Regions from separate parts of the Homo sapiens genome. Here all the other regions are linked to region 1. Evidence: chromatin loops called from intact Hi-C (ENCODE). Cell type or tissue: endothelial cell of umbilical vein. All regions are shown on one strand. Links, peaks and the distances in the headings refer to the core of each region. The heading gives the core; the rest is flanking DNA.

Region 1 (6,397 bases), core at 1,448-5,447:
TCTATGTTATAGTGAGTTGTATAATTATTTCATTATATATTACAATGTAATAATAATAGAAATGAAGTGCACAAATAAAGGTAATGCGCTTGAACCATCCTTAAACCATTCCCCCTACCGCCTAGTACAAGGAAAAATTGTCTTCCGTGTAACTGCTCCCTGGTGCCAAAAAGGTTGAGGACTGCTGATTTATACCATATCCCTGCTGTGGTAGGGAGAAAGTACTGTTCAAAGAAGTTGCATTTAAACTGGGCATTTCAAATAAATTTTTCTGAAATGAATTAAAAATATAATTGAATATGTTATTCTTAAGAACTATGAGTTCTCTAGGCCTTTAAAATGAAGGAAGTTGATGTTATAGCTAACCTGTTGCAAATTTTTTTTAACAGTTTTTTTGACAAGGCCTCTGATAAAATTGGGAGGATGTGGGACAAGCCCAGCCTAACCCATGGTTGGTGAGATGGTAGAATTTCCAAAAATAGTAAATGTAAGTATTAATCCCCTACATATGCATCTAAGTACCTAGATATATTTAATTACTAACAGTACAATTACATATCACAACTATTTTCTACAATAATTTAAGAAGACAAACTGTTCTTCAAAAATATAATTCAACTTGACAAAACCAGATGAAATGAATAGATACATATATATGTGTGTGTATAAATATTTTATATCTAAGTATATATCTATATATATTTTTTAAGAGAAACAGGGGCAAACTAGAATCCACAAAGAAACCTGATTCAAATAGCTAATCATTAAGCAAAAACCAACCAAGATTTTTCTAACAGGTTGAAAATAGCAGAACTAACCAAGATTTTAAAAAATATGTGAATAGTGGAATGTTTATAAAATTTTACTGAAAGTAAAAACACGTAAGAAAATGCCATGGGGGAAAGCCATTGAACTATTTCTATAAGATTACTTAACAGGAAAATTATCTTCACTATACACATCCTTAAATTCATAACAAATTTTATTTAAGCTTATTTAACTTATGTCAAAAGTTAAAATTTTATCATGAATAGTCATATAACTTTATAAGCTTAATTCCAAAAGCCAGCTATTTATCAGGCTGTGGTTTCAGATTGCTGAATATTTTTATATTTTTCTAAAAGAAAGAAATTCTGATTTACTTATCTAATTATGTAACGTGAAGATACAAATAAAGCTCCGGGGCATATCACTTATATGGGCAAGTTCTCAAAAAGTGAACCAGATACAAGCTCCTCAGTTAGTTTTAAAGGTCTTTCATGGCAGGGTCAGGGTCTTAGGCTTCTAAATAGTCTGTGCAGTTCATTAATAGCCTGGCACTTTTGTTGATTAGACACATGATTGTAAAAATCTGCCTGACTGTTGGCATTCCAATATTACCTCTAATCTCAATACAACTTGTAAGATGGATTCTCTTTCTTTTATATTATGAACTGTGGGCAGTTCAAATAGCAATGAAGTAATGTGAAGTAGCAATGAAGTAATAATATGAGTTAAGCAGTATGGGAGCTATGTACATAGAGCTTCATAATCATCCTTTAGACAGTAAGAAGTTCTTTGGGTTTTTTCATTGTATTTACAGACCTGATGCCACTCAGAATAATTATAATAATTTAAACAGATTTATATAGCCAAACTGTCTTAGATTTGTGACTTGGAGGAAGGAATGAAGACATTCAAAATATGATCTATGCCCATTCCCAATTATTCAAAGAATAGAGTAATTCAGTCTTCAGGAGTTACTCAGAGAATGACTCAGAATGACAAACAGATAACCTAAAGATTCAATCTAAGGAAACCTTCCATTATTTAAATTCTCCCACTCTCTCTTTCTCTTTCTGTCTCTATCTTACACACACATACACACACTCACACACACCCACATGCACACTCTTGCTTTCTAGTTTTCTTCAATCATTCAGAAATATTATTCTGAAGGATCTTCCTGACAACCCCTTTAGTTCATACTCTATACTTCAATAGTAAGTTTATTTCATTGTTTCTAAGATTTTTTTGAAAGTTATTCCAGGTTAAATTTTCCTTGATCTAAATATCTATCAGAACCTTACAGACAGTGAGAATCTCTCAAGCATGCACTTGCTTATATTTAACCAGATAATCTCTTTTCAGCTGAAGAAATACAAAGTTTTCAATATTTTATTTTTTTGTACATAACCTTACAATGTCCCATTATTTGAAAGTCAGGATATTAAAAATAGTCTTTCTTTTTAAAGTAACATATTTTGTTTGCAGAATATTATATTTATATATAGTAAATTTAGAAAATATAAAAAAGATTTTAGAAAAGAGAGCCTTTTGCAATCTCACCACTCTAAAAGCCTATTAGAAATTATTTTAAGCTATTCTCCAAAATGGGATCACTTTTAGTAACTCTTAAAATGCTTTGTGAATAAATGAATGTATGTCAATTCACTTATATATTTGTAAAATTATCAAAATAAGTCAAGTTCTGAAGGTAGATTAAATAAAGGACCATTTGATTGTGAAATGTATAATTCACATTTAACAGGCTTCCACATTGCAGAGGGTGGTAATGAGACTCAGTCTATCAGGTTAGTACATTTGGATTGACAATTTAGTTCCAAATTAGAATCCTGATTGCCAGTAATCTCAGGCAAATGAACCTTAGAGAAAACAACATTATCTTATTTGAGGTTCTACCTAATCTCTCTGGGAAATTTTTCAATGAACTTAGTTTTCAGTATATGACTACTTCATAACTTTATAATATACTAACATTGACCTTATTAAAATATTTGTAATCATAGAGCTTTGAAACAGTAGGAGATAGAGCCTGAGATCTAAGAGAAAAGGTTAGTTATATGTGTTTTTATTTAAAACATTTCTTAATGTATTCCCATTATGTGAAACTTCCCCCAAAAAGTCATAGGTTACATGAGTCATACAGTAAAGAGCTGAATTTATGTTCCTTATCATTTATTTCATGAATCAGTCAGAAATTAATTTTACCAAAAACAAGAATGTTCAACAGATGCTACTGTGTGATAAGAGTCTACTTCTCAAATTAATTATCATGAACACTGAAAGTGCTTCAGGAATACAACTGCCTAGTTCTATAATTTCCTGGCTACTGATAAAAATTTTCAATGTATTTTATTAGGAAAAGTAATACATTAATATATTTTAAAGTAAAATATGGTTTTTACTGTCTTGCATATTGCAATTCAAGTCACAACTGCTGGTTTCTCATGCAAGTCAGTCACCCAAGGTAATATAATGTGATTGATGTAATCAGAATGGTTTGCTTATAAGGATGACATGTCCTCTTGAGAATTTAAGCTTTGGTGAAATATGTTGGCAGTAAGCACTTCCCTTACAGATAAAACTTTTTCTTTAAAAACATTCTAACTGTATAAATTTCTAGTTGAAAAATAGAAAAGTTGAAAAGTTTTTCTATTTAGAAAGTTTTTTTCTTTCTAATGCCAAGTTTAAATGTATTATCTAAAGTTTTTGCAATTGTAGCTCAAATAATAAACCATTCTTTAAATTTCACTGTAAACTAAAAATATGATACTTTCATTAAGGAAAGCAACCTATCCTCAAAAAGTATGCATTCTAAATCTATTCTTATAATTTACAATACTAAAATGCAATATCTGAATGATCTGAAGTTTATAATGCTTGTGAAATAAATTGTAAGTTATGGGACAGGGAAAATTAATGAGTCCTCAATAAAACTTCAGATTTTTCCAAAAGCATGCTCTGGAAAATCCTGTATTTGCTTTTGTGACATAATTTAGTGAAGTACCAATGAAGTAATGATATGAGTTAACTAGTATCTAATACACATGGCCAGACATATTTTATCCTACAAATTTGCTTTTGCAATATTCTATAAATACCTTTTTTCTTTCTACGCATTATTGTAATGAAGCACCAAAACCAAAATTACATGCACATTTCCAAATGCTAAGGGTGAAATACAATATACAACTTTACACAATTCGTTTTAATCAGAGGATGAACACAGTTCCATGGAAAAGATCTTTCACTGTTCACATGTTCATCTGTTTCTCCTTATGCTTCATAAAGCAATCATTCTGTGAAGCACTCTTCTTTCTGCATGGTTCTAAAGCTAATAAATTAGCACAATTAATCAGTTATACAGCTCTTGACACAAAGGAGGAAAAAATACACAAGTATATATTACCTGTCTTATACTAACAAAGCATTTTAAAATGAAACCTGAATAAATTGATTCACTGCCTAGAATTCTATGGTATTTGCACAATCAAACTGTTTATCTGGAAAAATTATTATATATGACAAAAGCAAAGGAGAGTTATCAACTTTATTTATTGGATATATTTTTATCATTTCAAAAGGAAAACATACAAAACTAAAAGCAAATTTAAGACATATCAACTACATCTTTTCTTTATTTTGATGTCTATGTTTCCTCTTTTAAATATGCCCCATTTGAGCTTAATAATGATTTCATGCTTAATGCATTTTTAGTCATTCTTTCAACATAGCTAGTAATTACCAACATCTCTAACGGTTAACAACAGTAATTTTATCATTTAGGAGCTCATAATTAATCCGCACTGCAGCCTTGAACTTGTGGCCTCAGCCTTCCAAAATGCTACTAGGATTACAAGAGCATGCCACCATGCCCTAATTTCACATTCATAACCTGCCAAAATTAAAGTTATTGGGATGTATTTTTATATTTTTAATTACATGGAGATGGAAATTTCAGATCATCAAGAGAGAGAGGGTCACAGGATCCTTAGAGTGTCGCTTCACCAACTGGAAACCTCTAGAGCTGGTGGCACCTCTGCTTGAGTTTTACTCACACTGGCTGGCTTGTTCAGCCCACTCAGCCCAGCAGGCTGCACTTGGTTCATGCTTCTGGCCCGGATCCCATGCCTGCTAAAGGGCAAGCCAGGCACGGAGGGGCAAAAGGTGTGTAAGCAAGCAAGCACAGGTCTGGCCACTGTGCTCAGCCAGGAATTCTCATTTCTGTAGCGGGGGGGCAGCTTCAGGCACCAGCACAGGTGCCAGCTCTGTGCAAGGCTGTGGCTGGACCACACGTACAATAAGCAGCTTCTGCTGCGGGCACCAGCATCTTGACAAAGAGAATGCAGTGACACTCAAAAGCTTGGAGACACCAGGAACCCCAGAGCCCCAAAGAGGGTGTTACAGCATGGCACATTCCTGGCTTGGGGAGCCCTGAGTTCTGGGATCCCAGCAGGGTGACAGCTCTTCCCTCCTCAACCCTTGCAGCATGGCAAGAGTTGGGGCATGTTTCAGCCCATTTGTCTAACAGCTTTTTCAGTCCCACCACCCCACTCTGGCCCACACCTCCTGGGCTGGCCTGGCCCCACTGTTGCTTCCCATTGTGTGGGCCAGTCGCCTGGTGCCAGCAAAGAGCAAGAGGGATACAGTTTTACAGCAGCTCTGCCTGGGAAATGCTAAGGTCTGGGCCGCCAGAAGGGTTGCCACTCTTCACTCCCACAGTCTGGGAGCATGTCACCATCTGCAGTTTAGCCAGCTGGCCAGGAACATGATACAGCTCCTTTTGCTCCCATCATTCAGCGGGTCCCAAGTTCTTGTCCCATGTCCAGGAAGAATGAGGTTACACAGACAACTGGAGGATAAGCAAGGTGGAGAAGAGCTTTATTGGATGGCCAAACAGCTATCAGAGGAGAGAAGACCCAAAGTGGATAGCTCCTATCTACAGGCAGTTAATCACAAGGAGCGTAGAGGAGACCTGAAGTACACAGCTCACATCCTCAGGCAGGTAGTCCCAATGAGTGCCTGAGTTGGCTGAGTCTGGGGTTTTTATGGGCTCAGAATAGAGGAAGTACATGCTGATTGGTCCATGGGCAAGAGACAGTGCATGCTGATTGGTCCATGGGTGGCCATGGGCAGGACTAAAATAAGCACCATTTAATCAGCCAAAAGTCTTAAGGAAGTTCTCACTCCAGATTGCTGACTCCACCCAGAACTGGCAGTTCAGCCCCCAGGCTTCAGAACATCTTTGGCTTTAAGGTGGGGGTTCACCAGGGACCCACCCCTTCCCCCCCAAGGGACCTGTCTGCCTCCTGCCTGCCATCAACATACTGTCTGTGGTGCCCATGCTGTCCACACTGAGAGGTGCCTGCAGGCCTATGCTGAGCCACTCTCAGCCCCCTGGCCTCCCTTTTGGGCTCACTGGAGCCCAAAGTTTGGAGGAGACCGACGTAGCAAGGGCTGGTGTGTCAGTGCTGCCTCAAGTGCATACACACCCAGCCAGGTCACACCAGCACCCAGGCTTGGCCACAGCTTTGCTCTGCACCAGGATGGGTGCCAGGAGAGGTCAGGGAGGAGTAGGCACTTCTGAGCTTGTGGGAGCAGGGAGCTTCCTGGG
Region 2 (6,397 bases), core at 1,380-5,379, 110 kb before region 1:
CAAATGTGAAGTAACATGTGTGTTTAATAATCCTGAGCACACAATTTTCAAAACTCATATTTCACATAATTTGTATACTGTATTTCTTCCCAGCCCAACATCTACATGTAAAAATAACCCTAACAGAAACTAGACATAAACTAGAAGAAGTAGGGTACCATACAGAAAATGGTACGTAGCAAGAAATAAGAGTAGGTGGAAAAGGAAATCAATATAAGACATACATTAAAACAATTGGTAGGTGAAGATTATGAGTAATGCAAAACTGATGTCTACATTGACAGTGTAGATAATGTGTCATTTTAAAGAAAACTTTCAGTGCCTCAATTGTTTGTAGACCAATATCCTTGATGAATATTGATGCAAAAATCCTCAATAAAATACTGGCAAACTGAATCCAGCAGCACATCAAAAAGCTTATCCACCATGATCAAGTGGGCTTCATCCCTGGGATGCAAGGCTGGTTCAATATACGCAAATCAATAAATGTAATCCAGCATATAAACAGAGCCAAAGACAAAAACCACATGATTATCTCAATAGATGCAGAAAAAGCCTTTGACAAAATTCAACAACCCTTCATGCTAAAAACTCTCAATAAATTAGGTATTGATGGGACGTATTTCAAAATAATAAGAGCTATCTATGACAAACCCACAACCAATATCATACTGAATGGGCAAAAACTGGAAGCATTCCCTTTGAAAACTGGCACAAGACAGGGATGCCCTCTCTCACCCCTCCTATTCAACATAGTGTTGGAAGTTCTGGCCAGGGCAATTAGGCAGGAGAAGGAAATAAAGGGTATTCAATTAGGAAAGAGGAAGTCAAATTGTCCCTGTTTGCAGACGACATGATTGTTTATCTAGAAAACCCCATTGTCTCAGCCCAAAATCTCCTTAAGCTGATAAGCAACTTCAGCAAAGTCTCAGGATACAAAATCAATGTGCAAAAATCACAAGCATTCTTATACACCAACAACAGACAAACAGAGAGCCAAATCATGAGTGAACTCCCATTCACAATTGCTTCAAAGAGAATAAAATACCTAGGAATCCAACTTACAAGGGATGTGAAGGACCTCTTCAAGGAGAACTACAAACCACTGCTCAATGAAATAAAAGAGGATACAAACAAATGGAAGAACATTCCATGCTCATGGGTAGGAAGAATCAATATCGTGAAAATGGCCATACTGCCCAAGGTAATTTACAGATTCAATGCCATCCCCATCAAGCTACCAATGACTTTCTTCACAGAATTGGAAAAAACCACTTTAAAGTTCATATGGAACCAAAAAAGAGCCCGCATTGCCAAGACAATCCTAAGCCAAAAGAACAAAGCTGGAGGCATCACACTACCTGACTTCAAACTATACTACAAGGCTACAGTAACCAAAACAGCATGGTACTGGTACCAAAACAGAGATATAGATCAATGGAACAGAACAGAGCCCTCAGAAATAACGCCGCATACCTACAACTATCTGATCTTTGACAAACCTGAGAAAAACAAGCAATGGCGAAAGGATTCCCTATTTAATAAATGGTGCTGGGAAAACTGGCTAGCCATATGTAGAAAGCTGAAACTGGATCCCTTCCTTACACCTTATAGTATTTAAATTTTAAAAGTAAAAGTAAAATTAAAATTGAGTGTATTAGTCGAAGTATCTCTAGGTAAGAATCTTTGATAACTTAAGAGGAATTTATATGATTATTCAAACTATATTAAGAAATTAATTCTGATGTCTGTCTGCACAAAAATATTATTGCTTACACTTACCCACTGGTGACATCATTGTAAAATGGCTAAATGAATTTTTACCCATCTGAATTTGTTTAGGATGGCCTGGTTTAAAAGATAGCCTGGTGGAATACCAGGAAATTAACTGAGGTAAAACAGGGAGGGAGCTTTCTTGTGGCCACTTGAGAGGGATTTTCTGCAGCACTAACAAGTCTTTGCCGTAACTCTGGGACTTAGGAACATCTTAGGAACCTTTAAGATGTTCCAACATCAGTCTAAGTGACCACGAATAAGGTACAAAAAAGAAGAGATCCATGAGATCGCTGATTAGAGATGTGTCATTGAATTGATATGCCATGTGTAAATAACCATCCAAGTGGGAAAGGGGACAACCTGGGCCTCTGGCCTACGATGCACTCAAGTGTAACAATCGCTTTTGCTTAGAGTGCAGACTGAGTATTTAATCCATTCCATCCAGGCATTTGCATCTTGAGATCCTGGCTCAATTGCTAAAGTAAGCTTTAAGTCTTTTTACTTGTACAATGGACACTTTGGTTTTGTTATTGGATAAACAGTGGATCTCAATATACACGCAAGATGTTTTGTCACAAAGTAGATGCCTAGAATCACAGACATCCATTTGCAATCAAATGCTGAAGTGCGTGGTATAAAGGTGGTGAAAGAGCCTCCCCAGGAATTCCAAAATATCCACCCAGTTGGTCCAGAAAGCTCCATCAGAGAGTCAGCTGCTTCTCATTATGTGTGACGACATGACCTTTTCTGGAAACTCTAACAATAAAATATTCAGACTCTGGCAGACCCTGTTTTATGTTATAATTTATTTATTTTGCTTTCAAAATGTATTGTTCCTTGAAAAGTAAATAAAATATATTAATTTTATTTTTTTCTTTTTATGTTTTTAATGTGATTCCTAAAAAATTTTTAATTACATATATGGCTTGCATAGTATTTTTAATAGGTGGTACTGCTTTTCAACCAGCATAGTTTTATTTTTTCTTATTAGAAAGTCCAAAATTTTGCTCACATTTAAGGGCTTATTAAGTACTGTTCTATTAATAATTGTGCATAAGTATATGTATGAATTTGTGTGCTTTCATACTAGTTTATTAAAAAGTATTCTGTTTATCCAACTTTCCAAGTACAGATAGAATACAAGGCAATACTGCATCCAACATGATATTTTCACCTGTCTATTTACTGCCTTCTTAATTACATTTAAAACATAATAGTAGCCTTTGAAATTCTTTTTAGCTAGTGGAACAAATAATAATGCAATCTGTGTAAGAATTTATGCCCCTCATATTTATGATTTGTCTTCAGGGGTCCATGATGGGACATAAAGGATGGAAAGGAAGGGTGACAATAACCATTGTCAAATATTTCCCATCTGCCTTGGTTACGTAGACACATTTCCTGAATAGATCAGTCTGCCAAGGAAAATATATATTCAGACATACTCTGGCATGATTTAAATTGTCAATTTCTTTCTAAAGTCCTTCTAACCATTTAATTATAAACAAAGGGCTTGAATTTTTATGAAATTTATAAATGAAACAAAACTAATTCAGAAGAAAGTTTACCTGCAGATGGAAATCTATGAGAGCCCGATAAAATATGTACTCTAATATATTCAGTTATCTCTCACAAATGCCTCTGCAGAAATCTCTGAGACATGATTGTTTGTACTGTTTCTTATTTTTCTATTATTGTCATGTTTTCTTATTCATCGACTCTTCTGGTCTCAGGAAATGCAAACTAACCAACAGGATTGCTCCAACAATATTCTCGTGACCCTTGAAAACAGCCTACGTTTAATAGACCAATTCCTATTTCTGAACCAACTTTTCCCTCATGTGTTGAGATAACATCAGAGAAGTAGGAAATGAACAATGGCAAAAAAAAAAAAAAGTGCTCTTGTATTCCCTAGAGGAAATATTACTCTAATTTACAAGCTTGAAGTCAAGATTTGGCTGTTAATCTGGTATAAAAATTTACTACCTGCATCAACCAAAAGTAATGGAAAATTTTCAGCCTTCATTTCTTCCCTGGGCCTGGATCACAATCAAAATTAATCTAATAAGCATAGCCATAAAATTGAATCATCTAATACTAGATGCTCCCCATAATATTCTTCAATATTTATTACACATTCATTTCTCCAGAAATAATGCTCTGATAAGTATGATTTGATTTACAGAAAATAGCTCTAACTGTAATATTTTAAAATAAATCACATTTAGTGATTATTAAAATATGATTGTAAAATAATTGATAGTCAGTAGAACTTAGAAATGAATTAACTATTTGTGTTATTATCTCCGCCCAGAATTTGAGAGTGTAATAGAACACTGATTATATACTTAAAATACATCTGTCATAGGTAAAATTTTAAGGTGATCACCAATAATCTACACCATTAAATAAGCTCCTTTCCTTGAGTGTGGGTGAGACCTGTGAACACAATAAGGTTATTTTACGTTATATGACTAAAATGAAGGAATTTTTCAGATATAATTAAGGTCCCCAATCAGTTAAATTTAGTTCATCAAAGGGATGTTATAAGTTGGTTAATGGGTAAAAACTACAGTTAGAAGTCATAAGTTCTAGTGTTCTACAGCACAGTAGAGTGACTATGGTTAACAACAATGTATTGCATGTTTCAAAATAGCCAGAAAAGATTTGAAATGATCCCAACACAAAGAAATAATAAATGTTTGAAGTAGTGGATATTCTAATTAACCTAATTTGATCATCGCACATTGTAGGCATATATCAAAACATCACACGTACTTCATAAATATGTACAATTATGACATATCAATTAAAAAGGGAAGATTGCCTTGTATGAGCCTGACCTAATTGGGCTCTTTGAAAAAGGGCTTTGGACTTTTCTGAGCTCAGAGTTTGGAAGCAACAGAAACTCTCTCTTTTTCTCTTGCTAGCTTTAAAGAAATAAACCACGAAGAGGTCAGTTGCTGCAAGGAAATGAATTCTGCAAACAACCACAAGAACCTGGAAGAAGATCTTAGGCCTTAAATGAGACCACAACCCCAGCAGACACCTTGATTACAGCATTAGGAAACCCTGAGCAGAGACCCAGCAACACCATACCTAGACTTCTAATCTATAGAAACTGTGAGATAATACATTTATATTTTTAAACCATTAGTTTTGTCATGATTGTTATGTAGCAGTAGGAAACCAAAACAGGATCAAAAGACTTTTTCTTTTAAAGCAACCTCCTTAAACCTGGAAAAAAAACACAAATATTCCACCTAATTTTTTCCTGAAAATCCTTTCTAAATATGTTGTATGTTTGTTCCAAATCTCTGGATTTTCTGAGACTTAAAGACACAGGAGTTAGAAGTAGCTTTTTCCTTAGATTCTCCACAAGCAAGACTCTCAAAGGTAAAGATCTCAATAACCCGTCTGATACTAGTGAGGTTGCCTAGCAACCATCTCACTCCACCACCCTGGAGCTGCTGAGCGCATCAGTTTCAAGGGCAACTAAATCTCAGATCAATAATTAAGACAGAAAATGAAGATAAAAGGAGAAAATTTTAGTGGAGTACGCCATGGGTAAATAGGATTCAGATATTAAAAGACAAAATTACTGCATAGGGCCTCTTATTTATTTTCTTTACTGAAACACATGTATGCAAAAAAACTTCAAAGAAAAAAATTCATCATTACCAACCTCACAAATATTTTTGAGCTAACCATGAAAAATGGTCACCCAGGAGAAGCTATGTGTTGATACAGGACTGAAAATAGCTTAAAAAATCATCTAGCTCATTCCATGCCCATTTTTAATGTAGGAAAATAAGAAAAATAAATAAAGCAAAGGCAAGAAGCAAATAAAAAAGTTTAGAAAACATAAAACCAAAAATAGTAAATGACTTATTCAAGATGCAACAAGGGTTAGGAACTTAGTTGTTACTAGAACCCACAACTTCAGATGACAGCCTTATACTCAAGTATTATGCTATGGTTGAAAAACCACGGGATTGGGAGAGGATAAACTGAGTGGGCCTTCCAGCCCTACCACTTCCTGATGATATCATCTGGAAAAAATTTCCTGTTGATTTTAAAGTTTAATTTACTCATCAATAAAAATCTGGATAATCTCTTAAGCAATTATAGTTATCGTTAGCCAATTTGTACAAATAAAATGAACTCCTGAAACATGTTAAATACTTACTATTTTCGTCTTTTTTAACCTTGAGAATTGAGATGATGTTCTTTAGACAGTTTTTTGCTTTGTTTGCTTTTTTTTTTTTTTCAGCTGTCGAAGTCACTTGAGCAGAGTGAATTCTAGGTAAGTACTTCTTAGGGTTGTATAAATAGTCAGTGAAAGAATAATCATGTATCGAGTGCCATTTACCATTCAGGGAATTTTTGCTTAATCCATAAAAGAATTTGAGCATCTCAAAATAATATAATATAAAATGTTAAACTGAATGAGACCATGTAATTTTCCTCAGAAATAAAGTTTTAAAAATTTTATTAAAAATAGTATCACAGGGCCAAGTATGGTGGCTCATGCCTGTAATCTCAATACTTTGAGAGGCCAAGGCACAAGAGTCACTTGAACTCAAGAGTTCAAGACCAGCCTGAGCAACATGGTGAAACA
Region 3 (6,397 bases), core at 1,380-5,379, 81 kb after region 1:
ACTGTGGCTAATGATCACATTATTCAAAGTCCACTTTTCTAATCTTATTTTGTCATGATTGGTATGCACGTGCAAAATAAGATAAGAAACGCTAAACAAACATAACTAAAATGCTGTGGCAAGACAATACTGGAAATGCTATTCAATTATTACTGTAGTATTGTGATTGTAGTCTGCTACTACTTTGCCATATATCATCTCTGTTGCAATTACTCTTTCATTGCGTTGCAAAAGCAGTTATAGGCAATACATTAATGAATAAACATATCATTTTCCAATAATACATTATGCATACTGAAATTGAATTTTAATATAATATTTATGTGTCATAAAATATTATTCTTCTTTTGATATTTTCAGCTATTTAAATTGTCATTAGTATGTCAAAACTACTAGGTCACAGGTCATTATTAAACTAGGCAAAGAGCTAGATTTGTCCTGCAGGCTTTATTTTGCCAACCCTGGATTAAAAAACATATTTATGCTCAAAAAATTAAAAGAATTTGGAATATAAAAGTGTTTTTACTTTTTCTACTTTACAAGACTAGCAGAAAATACATTCTGATATTCTAAGAAACCAAACTACTTCAAACTCCAAAAATTAGAAAAGAGAAGTCCAAAGCAATTTTGCTTCTTGACACCTTAGTATGTGGCCTTTTTGCTCCCATCCTCTGAAAGGCGTTAGGTTTTTCACATTATTCTCAGTGTTAGGAACATCCACAATGGTATGTTTGCTTTAGTATGATTTTATGTTTTCATATTTTTTCATCGTTTTGTGAGCCCTTTCAATCTAGAAAGTCATGTTCTTAAGTCCTAAAATGTTTCTTAAATTATTTTGTTAGTAATTTTTGCTGATTTGTTTCTGCAATGTATATTTTCCATCTTATTTTTTACATCTTTGTCCTCCACAATTTTGTTTCTATTTCATTTTTTGCATAAACTTCTAGTGAATGCATGACATTTCAAATATATTGCTTCACTGTAAACTACTGGGCACGAAGAAACATGTAAGAGTTGGAAGAATTCTTAGAATTCAAGAATTTCAACTTTTTAAAAATGTTTGCTAGTTTCTCTCATGCCCTTGTAAATGGTTACCCAGCCACTTAAAGCATGCCCTTAAATCTACAAATTATGGACTGTTATAATTGTTACACCAAACGTAACTCCCAGGACATTTACTATTTGATTGATTTACTTATGCTGATTGATTGTGAAAGCCTTTTGAGTATTTAAAGATAGATAGGTTCTCCCATGTTTTTCCAGATAAAACCTAAATATCCACATTTTTTTTTTTTTTTTTTTTTTACTATTTTAAAAGGATATGTCATGGATTCCAGGGCCTTCGCTATCCCCCAAAGGAGTCCCTGACTGGTAATATTCACTTATTATCTGCTGGCAAGTGTCAGTATCAGTCCTCCAGAAATGGGCTGATCTTGGGGTAGAGCACAGGATTATTTGCTTTGCATTGGACATAATACTTAAAAGTATCCAACCCAAGTAACATTAAATTGTATAGGAATTCATTGTATTGTTGACTTATTTTGAAAGTTATTTTATTTTTTCATATATGCACCTACCATCCCCCCAACAGTTCTAAAAAATGATATGCTCCCACTTTACAGATGAGAAAACTGACAATCGATGCTGTTATTAAACATTTTCCACATGTGCCATAACTACTAAGACAGAAGATGTGAAATCTGGTTTGTCTATATCTTTGCGGTAGAAACTGTCTTACAATTCTTCTTTTCTCTCTTCTTCTCTCCCATTTCTTTTTTTATTCATTTATTTAGGACAACTATGGGACATAAATCAGATAATAACTAGTGGTCAGTCAAGTAAAATATGAAGTAACTTTCCAAATTTATAATCTGACAAAGAGGCCCACCATGGCTGATGTCTGTAGCCACAAAATAAACTCTCACAGCATTTCATTCTTGATCTATATGTAGGCTCACAAATGAGTGTGATGTTCAGGGACTGATTATTCTTATTTAGCAGTGATATTGCTCTTTTCAGTCAACATTCTGTACTATGCCACTTATCTATATGACCTTGGCTGGCCATCTGGGTACTCTTGCATAATCCAGTAAATAAATAAGCTTGGGAAAGTCATACATAATTTAACATTATGAAGTACAGTTGTGTGTCTTCTTGGCAGCAAATTAGCACAATTGGGTTCTTTGTTGACATTTCTTGGCTGTTACTGAATTTCTTTACGTATCACTACTCCAACTTCCTGCTTGTTTTTTGTTTTTCCTAAAGTGCTCTTTTCTGTTGAGACTCCTCTACTACATAGGATAACAATGAACAAGGAAGATTTACTGGTCTTTCAATGTTACCTTTATGTTTGATTACCCTTGAAAATACCTCTGGACATGGTTGAACTTTCCCTATCCTGTGAGCAGTGACCATGTGAAGCTACAAAGCATGAGTAAAATGGCCACATATTTTATCTTCCACACCAGGATACTTTGAAGAGTAATAGGGTATTATATTTCCATAAAATAGGGCAATAAATGTAAACTGAAAACTGGGGTTTATGGTAACACAACGTGAAGAAAAGAGGTTACACGTTGGTTTCAGACATGGATTTGAATCCTAGGTTTTTCATTTATCAGCTGTGGTACTTTATGAACATTACTTGAATTCTCTAGGACTCAGATTCGTTACCCAAGATTAGAATAACAACCAGGCTCATCATAAATACAAGAATCAAATGAGATAAAATGCTTCAAATAATTTATAGAACAGAAAAAAAGAGAGTTATTAAATGTAGTTATTTTGGTTACTGTTATTTGTATCCTGAGTACTTAGAACAGTGTCTGACACATGGTAGGTTTTCAATTAAGATATATTACATAAATTAATGAAAGAATAAATGAATGAACAAATACATCAAACTGAATTACTGTTGGAATTAAATAAAAGCATGGCTATCTTTTATGACAATTCTATTAGTCATAGAGGGGCTGGTACAAATTTAGAATGTACTAGGAAATAAGCCAGACATAAAGAAAGTGCAAAAGAAATCCAAATTAATATTTTTCAGCAGAAAATTAATTCATTTTAAAATATATTTTTAAATTAATCTACTTTATTTCTAAATGGATTTAAAACCTCAGGACAATTATAATTGTGATTTCTATTTATTTAAGCATGTAAAAGAATTTTTCTTCATTTGATTATTGAATATTTTTGCTTTATTACTTTTATCATTTAAAAGATGTGCTAATCAGGATAAGCTAACTTATCTTGCTTTAACAAATAAACACATAAATCATTATGTTAACACAACAAAGGTTTATTTATCACGCATGTCTAGTGCACAGTGGCCTGGATGACTCAGCAGGGCAATCGTCCTCTGTAAAGTAACTATGTGACCCAAGATGCTTACATCCTGTGGCTCCCCTGTCTCCACATGAAAATTACTCTCTGATCACTGTGCAAAGGGAAGAAAGAGAGCTGGAAATGTTCACCCCAGGAAACAAATGCTTCAGCATGAAAATGTCCTATGTCGCTTCTATCACAGGCCATTGGACAAAACCAGTCAAATGATCTCACCTGGCTGCAAAAGGACTGAGAAGCACAAACCTCTCAAATGTCCATAGGCTCAGACAGACCATCAAAATGTTTGAGCACTGGAAGTCTTTACCACAGATGTCTTATCACGGATGTTAAAGAAAAATATAAAGAAAACACTTAATTCTAATACCACACCAAGGTGTTTGTGAATTAATTTCTTTCTTCATTCAGGTGCTCATGGTGCACCATGCATAACTAGTGTTGTCACAATCTGCTTTTTTATTTCTTTAATATTACACCATAATATGCATATAACCCCTACATTCTTGAGAATTATAATTCTAAGAGTTGTATAATATTACATCCTGTTAAAGAACTAAAGTTTATTAAATATAAATAATAAGCTTGTTTTTAGTTTTAAGCTATTATAGTTTTGGAAAAATATTTGAAATACTTAAGAAAAAATAGAAAATGATTAGAACTGTGTGATTGTGAGAGTGGGGTGAAAGAAAAAAAAACCCAGAAAACTCAAACCAGTGATGAGGCACTTCAATAATCTAAGCAAGCAGCAATGAGATACAGAACTATAATCATGCTGAAATAAATTGGTCACTGAAGCAGTAGACTTTATTGAACTTAGCAAATGTTTAAATATGGAGAGTCAAAAGCAGAAATAAGCTGAAGACACTTTGGTAGTGCTAGGCCTTCATGTCGAGTGATAACATTATTACAGTGAAAGATGTTGTGAGAAAGAGCCAACTGACATTTGATTGTGAACCTACAGGGTTTAGCCTTTCTAATTGACATTGTGTGTGTGTGTGTGTGTGTGTGTGTGTGTGTGTGTGTGTTTTGGCCACTCACTGGGTGAATATCTATTCACATGGTTTTCTTTCAGGAACACATTTCTATATTTCTTCCCCACTCTTAGTGATTAGTTTCTAGTGAGAATGATGCCATACACAGCTCTAAAATGAAGGCTCATTTGAGGGAATTAGTACTTTCCATCCTCTTGCCACAGGGATGAGAGGCCAAGTGGAGTCCATTGAGAAGCAGATTCACTTTTCCCACTAGATTTTAGACTTTAAGAAGGCAGGTCACAGCGATTCTAGACCCAGCTTTATGAATTTCATATTTTCATAAATTAAATTACAGGAAAAATGTGTTTCTATTTACTTTCTAAGATCCATTTTAGACACACCTACAAAATAAGCAACTGAAATTCAGACACAGTTTTCTTTTGAGAGGACAAACTGATTTCTCTCTCTCTCTCATGAGTACACACAAATTTCATTATTTTTATTATCTTTAAAATATAACGTACATAATTTTAAGAAGTATTTAAATAAATAACACGTTTTATTTTAAAACTTAAAGTCCTGTACCTCTCTCCATTCCCATTTTCTCACTTATTTCCATCTCTCCCGATGCAACATTTTCAGCTTTCTTCTCTGAATTTTGGTTTACAATTTAATTTCATGTCTCTAAATAATTACATTGTATTGTTACTTCTTGATTTTACACCAATAAGTAATGGCTATTGATTTATTACTATAATTAAGTAACTATTTTGCTATTTTTCCTGTTTCCATTGCTACAAAAAGCACTTTCTTTCCCATCTTTTATATCCTAATCTCAGTTAAATAAATGTGCAACTTTTAGATTATTTTTGAATATGTGTGTTGGCTCAGACTGCCTTAAGAAAGAGCGACAGAGAGCGAGTGAGTCTGGTGTCTTGTCCTCTCTTTATAAGGGCACTATCCTTATTAGATTAGAGTCTGTGTTAATCTGTTTTGTGTTGCTATAAAGGAATATCAGAGGCTGGGTAATTCATAAAGAAAAGAGGTTTATTTGGCTCACTGTTCTGCAGGCTGCACAAGAAGCACAGTGTCAGCATCTGCTTCTGCTGAGAACCTCAGGAAGCTTTCAATCATGGCAGAAGGAATACAGGGAGCAGACGTGTCTTATGGTGAGAGGGGGAGCAAGAGAGAATGAAGGGACGGGTGCCACCTCTTTTAAGCATCCAACTTTTGTATGAATTAATAGAGTGAGAGCTAACTCATTACCACAGAGAGAGCACAAAGCCATTCCTGAGGGATCCACCCCCATGACCCAAAAACCTTTCACTAGGCCCCACCTCCAACATTGGGGATCACATTTCAACATGAGAGTTTGGGGTGACAAATATCCAAACTAAATCAGAGCACCACCCTTATGGTCTTATTTAAACTTAATTCTCTCCTAAAGGCTCCATCTCCAAATACAGTCATACTGGAGGTTAGAGCTTCAATATATGCATTTGGAGGGGCTGGAGGGGTGGTATTCAGTCCTTAGTTATATGTAAACAGTGCTCACAAATAGTCATGTAGTAAACTATGATTACTTTTCTCATGAGTGTTTCCTTCGCCTTGGATTTTTTGTTTATTTGTTCCCTGGTTCATTTTCCTCTGAACTATACTTCAGCTGCAAATGCTTTGCCACTGTTTAAATCACCTCTAAAGACACAGGCATTGTATCTATTTCATCATTCCTAAGACTTCAGGACATGGATCACCACCTAGATTTAAGACATGTTTCTGGCAGAGACATCTGAAGGCCAGGTGGTTCTCCATGAAGAAGAATTTCTTCTTTCTTGTGCCAGGTATTTTCTTTACCATTCTTTGGCACTGGAGCCCTTGTTTCCTAAATCCCATGTCTTCCCTTCCTCTTTTTTTTTTTTTTTTTCTTTTGCTTTCTACTTCACTTTAGTGAAATATTTTCCAGAAAGAGGGAGCAGGGCAGATACAATTTGTAAAATACAGCCTGTTGATCCTATTTCAATCCAATACATCATTGATGGTTTCTTCATATATCAGATTCTATTTTGGAAATTACA

The links. A loop is a pair of places that touch in the nucleus more often than their neighbours do. Peaks named below come from ENCODE experiments on the same cell type or tissue, not always from the same donor. Only the 100,000 strongest peaks of a DNase experiment are listed, where the experiment ranks them.
Region 2: it touches region 1 in a loop (6-fold over the local background); 1 of 110 quality-filtered maps calls a loop at or near these places.
Region 3: a loop joins it to region 1, with 6 times the contacts of the local background. A loop is called at or near these places in 1 of 110 quality-filtered maps.

The regions. Positions count from the first base shown.
Region 1 is chr11:23,202,236-23,208,632 of GRCh38, reverse strand. LINC02718 (long intergenic non-protein coding RNA 2718) reads right to left here. Exons shown (of 11, transcript NR_187210.1): 11 at 2,836-5,635. Among named protein-coding and RNA genes, the nearest start is that of MIR8054, 210 kb to the left of the region's middle. In endothelial cell of umbilical vein, for the core only: no CTCF peak of the experiment used is centred there; DNase peaks (open chromatin) are centred at 1,752 and 2,952; H3K27ac peaks cover 2,788 bases.
Region 2 is chr11:23,311,560-23,317,956 of GRCh38, reverse strand. No RefSeq gene overlaps it. Among named protein-coding and RNA genes, the nearest start is that of MIR8054, 100 kb to the left of the region's middle. In endothelial cell of umbilical vein, for the core only: no CTCF peak of the experiment used is centred there; DNase peaks (open chromatin) are centred at 3,246 and 3,576; H3K27ac peaks cover 661 bases.
Region 3 is chr11:23,120,949-23,127,345 of GRCh38, reverse strand. All of the region lies in intron 4 of LINC02718 (long intergenic non-protein coding RNA 2718), which reads right to left. Among named protein-coding and RNA genes, the nearest start is that of CCDC179, 260 kb to the right of the region's middle. In endothelial cell of umbilical vein, for the core only: no CTCF peak of the experiment used is centred there; a DNase peak (open chromatin) is centred at 3,355; H3K27ac peaks cover 473 bases.